Linked DNA regions of Homo sapiens: region 2 is linked to region 1. Evidence: chromatin loops called from intact Hi-C (ENCODE). Cell type or tissue: mammary epithelial cell. All regions are shown on one strand. Links, peaks and the distances in the headings refer to the core of each region. The heading gives the core; the rest is flanking DNA. Region 1 has its middle 140 kb from the start of DLX6. Region 2 has its middle 110 kb from the start of SEM1.

Region 1 (2,926 bases), core at 154-2,653:
GCCTGAGGCCCTCACAGGATGTAGATGCCTGATCTATCCAGAATCATAGACCAAATAAACCACTTTTCTTTCTAAATTACCCAGCCTCAGGTATTCCTTTATAGCAACACACATGGATGAAGACACATGCCATGTTCCTTGGGCAACAAGCTTATGATCTCCTCCATCGACTCCACAGGCTGATTGTTATCCACAATGGTCAGTCTGCAGTTGGCTGCTGGAGTGGATGTTCAGGTTGTGGAGTTCCTGCTGGGCTGCACTCAGTGAGTTTAGGCAGTGGACAGGGCATGATGACATTAATAGGGCTCACCCTCCTCAAGAACTGTGGGACCACCACCATTCTGCCTGAGCAGTCCTCCTCAGGGCCCTGAGAGAAGCTGTGTTTGGGCAAAGGTAATTAGCCAGGTGGAAGCCTTGATTGCCCCAGGCCCAGCTGATCACCCCAAGGGCTGATGCAATCCTCACACTGGTTGTGGAACTCAGCTCTCACTAGCAAGCTTCAGCATGTACCTATATGTCAAAAATTGCCTCCAGTGCTTGCTTACCACTGTAGAGTTTTGTTTTCTCTTCTCTGGCCCTTGAGGGAAGGGATCCCTTTCTCACTTTTGCTACAGATTTGATAATTATTACATATTTTATTCAGCTTATTTGCTTGTTCTGTACTGGATGGTTTTCTATGAAAATTCAGTCCATCTTTTTGGGGGAAATGGAATGAGGCTGACTTTTCTTTTATCACAGTCTAGGTCTTCACGTGTTGCTGTGCCTTGATGTAGGATGTTGGTATATCTTTCTTGTGAAATAAGCTTGCGAAAGCACAGGAAGCTTATGTCCTTGATTTATCAGAACCTTATATTGACTACATTTTCAGAATCTTAAATCAGGATATATGGGCAGACAAATGAGGCCATATATTATGGACAAAAGGATAGAATCTTTGAAATTTAAAATTTTATGGCAAAAGCAACTAATTATCCAGTCTATCATTAGACTCCCTTGCTTTCAAATCCCCAACTGGCCACTATTTATTAGCAGTGTGACATGAACAAGTAGTTTACATCCCTTACTGTCAACATCCTTATCTGTAAAATAATATTACTTACATCATGGAACTGTGGTGAGAACTAAATAACATAATCCATATAAAGCACTCGATCCATAAAAATCCACGTTATGTTGAGCAATACAACCCTTGCTCAACAAACAGCTGTTGCTGTTATTGTTACTGGTGCTGTTTTGCTACTCATGTCAGGACTAGCCTTTGGTAAAATTAGTAGGAAAACAAGGCTTGGGTGGACATCCTCTCCTTCTCCTGCTATGTGGTATCCTCTCTCTACTTCACATGCTCCTCTCTCTTAGGCTTGCTGGGGCCTCCCAGTGAGATCTAATTCCTGATACTGCCCTTCCCTCAATGACAACAGTCTGCGCTTTGTCTCCCATTTCTCCCTGCTTTGGTTAAAATGTAGCTGGATATGCCCCATCCTCACCAGACCTTTATTTTTCCAAACTGTCCTGAAAACAATGAAAACCAAGGTGAAAATAGAGGAGAAGCTACTTAATGATAATACACCACGTAGAATGTAACAGTGGTTGTGAATGCTTCCATTTAAAAAGTACTTAATAGGATGGTTATGGGTATGTAACCAAGCCCTTGCACTGTGAATTTTTAGGCTGGAAAGTTTTTAGTATCATAGAGACATTATCCACAGAAGATGAGCAAATATGAGTTAGGGCATGAAAAAGTAAATATATAATATTATTATTCCCATTTTGCAAATGAGAAAACTGTTGCTTAAAGGCACATATGCAATTTTCTTAGGTCACACACATATTCAATGGGAAAGATGTGCATCAGCTCTTTCTAAATATAGAGCTATGGCTCTTACACACAAAGTCAGTGAACATTAATCAGTGGGTAAGATGTGTATGGGAGTCCAAACCCAGCACAAAGTACAATAGGAAGAAAAGGGTAACAGCAGCAATCATGGCAGAAAGACTAGAACAATAAAAAACGGACTTCCAGAAATTTAGAGGGTGTTTACGAAGCCATTTACTAATATGCCATCCACAAGTAATGTTTTACTGGGTAAGGAAAATTGTAGATCCCAAGAATAATACAAAAGAGAGTTAATGTCACTCTGAGACCTTGAGCCTAGCTAGAGGGATGAGAAGAATTTAGCTGTCCTTTGCAAGGAAGTTAGTGGTTACCTAAGAATCATACTTCTTCTGAAGAAATATATATGTATTATAATTTGCTGACTTTCCATGTTCATTCTTTAGTTCACTAGTCACCTGCGTAGGTAAGCTAGTAATGCTGTTTGGAATCCAATAATAATAGAATTGGCTTAAGCCTAGCAGACTATGTATCAATCAGCTTTCTGGCAATTTTGTTTCTAGTTTATCCCAACCTCATTCTGTGTATTAATCTCTTCGATTACAAATTTCAAGAATAAATAATTTCTTTCTATTGTTGATAAAGGAGAAACATCTAAACCTGATTGTACGTTTAATTGATCTCAATGTAAATAAACTTGGGATTATGGATGAATTAATCTACCAGTTAAAAAAATATCTGTAGCAGAGAATGCCCCTGCTTTAAGCATAGTCAGGTAACCTAATTTCATGAAGGCAGATTTCTTTTTTTGCTTGCAGGAAATGTAAGTGCTGACTCCTTTGTTCCTTCTGAATGTTCTATCAAAGACTATTTATAATGAGGTGCACCATTATTCAGTTGCTTTAACAATAAAGAGCAAAGTTGTTGCTAACCTCATAGAAACCAGGGCTAAGTTAAGACCCTTGTTTTCTGAACTCGAGTAGCCAACCTGATTAAAAAAGGAAAACTAAAAGATCCACTTCCTTCTCCTTGTATTTCTCATCACAACTGTTCAAAATCCTTTCTCCCATACAACCCACTGAGGTGGACTGATTT
Region 2 (2,926 bases), core at 204-2,703, 270 kb after region 1:
CATGCAGAGCATATTGACTTTTGCATTAAAGTAGGTGAGAACTATATATATGTGTTTGTTTACTTGGATGTACAAAAAGAAATATAAGAAAAACACACACGAAACCAATAACAATATTTAGGGCATGAACAATGGGCAGAAGATAACTAGGTGGATTGGGTACAAGAGTGAGGAGGCATTTTACTGTATACAGTTTTAGATCCTTTAACCATGTGACTATGTGTGTGTGCATGTGTATGTGGTGTGTGTGTGTGTATATATATATATATATATCATATATACTATATGAGAAATTTATATATAATTGTAAAGTTCTTCACTAAACCAAAACATAAATAAAGTGCAGGAGTCCAAAAAAATTGCAAGCTGATGAATCTATGGGAAGAATATATAATAGTGACCTGTATTTTATGTGCAAACCCTGTCATCTTGTGTCTTGCTAATATCTCAAGGATAAGCTACCAAATGCCTACAGTTTGACCACTAGGTAAAAGGAGAGATCAGGAAACTTCAGAAAACACAACCACCTGATAATCTTCTTAAGGGCATTTGGAATGCTCAGTGATCCACGAATGTCAAGGCAAACTTCTGATATGCCTCTTCCAAGTTCCATATAAATCTCTTTATCTAAGGTAAACTTTGGGTCAGTAAGAAATGCCAGGGACCTTTGTTTTATGCTCCTGAGTGTTTTAGATGCATTATTTCACGTATACTCCTAATAGTTCAAGACATATACAGCATTTCTAATATCTTTTCGTAAGCAGAGATGGTTAAGGCATTGAATAATCCGGCCCTGACTATGACAGTATGCTCAGTGGCAAAGGAGAAAACACTTTAGTTTGATTCCTAGCCATAGCATTACAAGGATTCAAAGCCTTTCACCTCCTGTCCATTTCTATGTTAGTTTCCCCTCAAAACACTCCCCATTCTCCTGTTACAATACCAGCTTCAGTGTAATTTTATAGCTCATTTCTTATGTACCTAGATTCCTTTCTTTTTTCAGATGGCATATTTGCCTCTGATATCTGGGGAATGCTTATCATTGGAATTATTAAATGTACAAGCTGACACAACAAACCACCAATTTGTTATTTTGATGAAAATATTTTTGTATTTTCAGCAGATGGCTAAAAAATGTTGCCTTTGTTATACAGTCTTTGTTTTGACAAAGACAAAAAAGAGAGAGAAAGAAAGCTCTGGATCATTTTTCCAGTGAAACTTAATCTAAAACCAAACAATTTAGCACGTGACTTCTGAGTGTGTTCCATGTGTTTCTAGAGCCCATTTCCCTGGCAACCTCCACACTCTCCCAGCTGTAGAGGTCAACACAATAGACTTGTCACAGGTTTTAAGTCGGGTAACCACTTTTAATTTGGAGAAATTATTACCCGGGGAGAAAATAGGCTGGTCCTATACTTCAAAGAAAAAAATAGAAATCAAGATGCACACGGCCTCCTGAATTGGACCGACTTAATGGTGCTGTGTGCCTCATAAGCAGCTGTTCAAATAAGTAGCTGCCCAGAGGAAATGTATATTCAAATGCTTCTTGTCATTTGCTTCTCCTTGCTTCACACCTAAAAGCCAGATGCAAGCTCTTCCAGGGCTAACAAATAGATGCCTTCTGGTGGCTCATTATGGTAATTACTGGCCATATATTACTGCCATGTGAAAAGGGTTGTAAGGCAGGCCAGCCCAGGGGCATTTACAAGTGGTTTATTTGTGTTGAGCTATTAAGAATCCGCCAGTTATCAGATCAACCACTGCTCTTTGGGTTTTACAAGCAAGTTGTTCCCTAACAATCTGATCCTTCATCTGCTACCTTTGTGATATGTTTAAGCACCACTTAGAGACCTAACATACTGCTTAGGAAACTTACTTTACCTGTTTGCAAAGAATTTCCAAAGTCCACTGCATCCTATGAACAGTTTCTGCATGAATCCTTCCCAACTCCCTCCCCTCCACCCTATGCCTGCAAAGGCTGCATAGCTTGCTCTATTCTTTGATCGAAGAGGTGTGTAACAGGGCTACACACCTCTTTGTTGGCCATAAGCACCTTCTTGGTGTAAATGAACATGGATGCAACCGAGTTTTATGAGTTTGGACAACCTCAGCGTTCACTTCAGGTTATGATGAGTCTGAAGCTCATTACAAGTTAGGGGGAAAGTCTTCTTTAACAAACAGAATAGAACACTTATGAATATAAAATTAAGCACAGAAATGAATATTTGGAATAAGAAACAATTTTTTAAAAGCTGAAAATCTATAAACATCTGGCCCTAAAAAAAAAATCTAAAAATCGAAAAACAAAACAAAGAAGAATAACATGACTTTTAGAAATTAACTTCCCAACTTTCCTATAATGCTGTTGTTCTTACTTTGGGGACAACAGAGTCTTTGATTGCCTTTTCATATGACAATGGTTTGTTTGTTTGTTTTGTGTTTTTGTGAGATGGGGTCTCACTCTGTCTGGAGTGCAGTGACGCAGTCATGGCTCACCACAACCTTGACCTCCTGGGCTCAAGTCATCCTCCCACCTCAGCCTCCCAATTAGCTGGGACTACATGTGCACACCACCATGCTGGACAGTTTTTTAAGTTTTTGTAGAGATGGGGTTTTGCCATGTTGCCCACACTGGTCTCAAATGCCTGGGCTCAAGTGATCCTTCCACTTTGGCCTCCTAAAGTGCTGGGATTACAGGTGTGAGCCCCTGTGCCCGGCCTAACTATTTTTATATAGAGAAAAGAAAGATGATTCAGACTTTATTTAGCATCATTGATTAAAAAAAATATTACCTAGTTTGAGAAAAGTTCCTTTCAGCTTCATGATATAGAAGCTTCATGTAAATTCTAAAAATTTTTAGAATTCTGTTAAATTTGGGGAAATGTTCATTAAATTTTTTATATATGAGCTATAATATTTCAGGGCA

The links. A loop is a pair of places that touch in the nucleus more often than their neighbours do. Peaks named below come from ENCODE experiments on the same cell type or tissue, not always from the same donor. Only the 100,000 strongest peaks of a DNase experiment are listed, where the experiment ranks them.
Region 2: it touches region 1 in a loop (5-fold over the local background); 1 of 110 quality-filtered maps calls a loop at or near these places.

What each region holds. Positions count from the first base shown.
Region 1 is chr7:96,868,676-96,871,601 of GRCh38, reverse strand. No RefSeq gene overlaps it. Among named protein-coding and RNA genes, the nearest start is that of DLX6, 140 kb to the left of the region's middle. In mammary epithelial cell, for the core only: no CTCF peak of the experiment used is centred there; DNase peaks (open chromatin) are centred at 471 and 1,221; H3K27ac peaks cover 537 bases.
Region 2 is chr7:96,595,024-96,597,949 of GRCh38, reverse strand. It overlaps a transcript of SEM1 not described here. Among named protein-coding and RNA genes, the nearest start is that of SEM1, 110 kb to the left of the region's middle. RefSeq lists an enhancer at 910-1,826. In mammary epithelial cell, for the core only: a CTCF peak has its summit at 1,619 (motif pointing left); no DNase peak of the experiment used is centred there.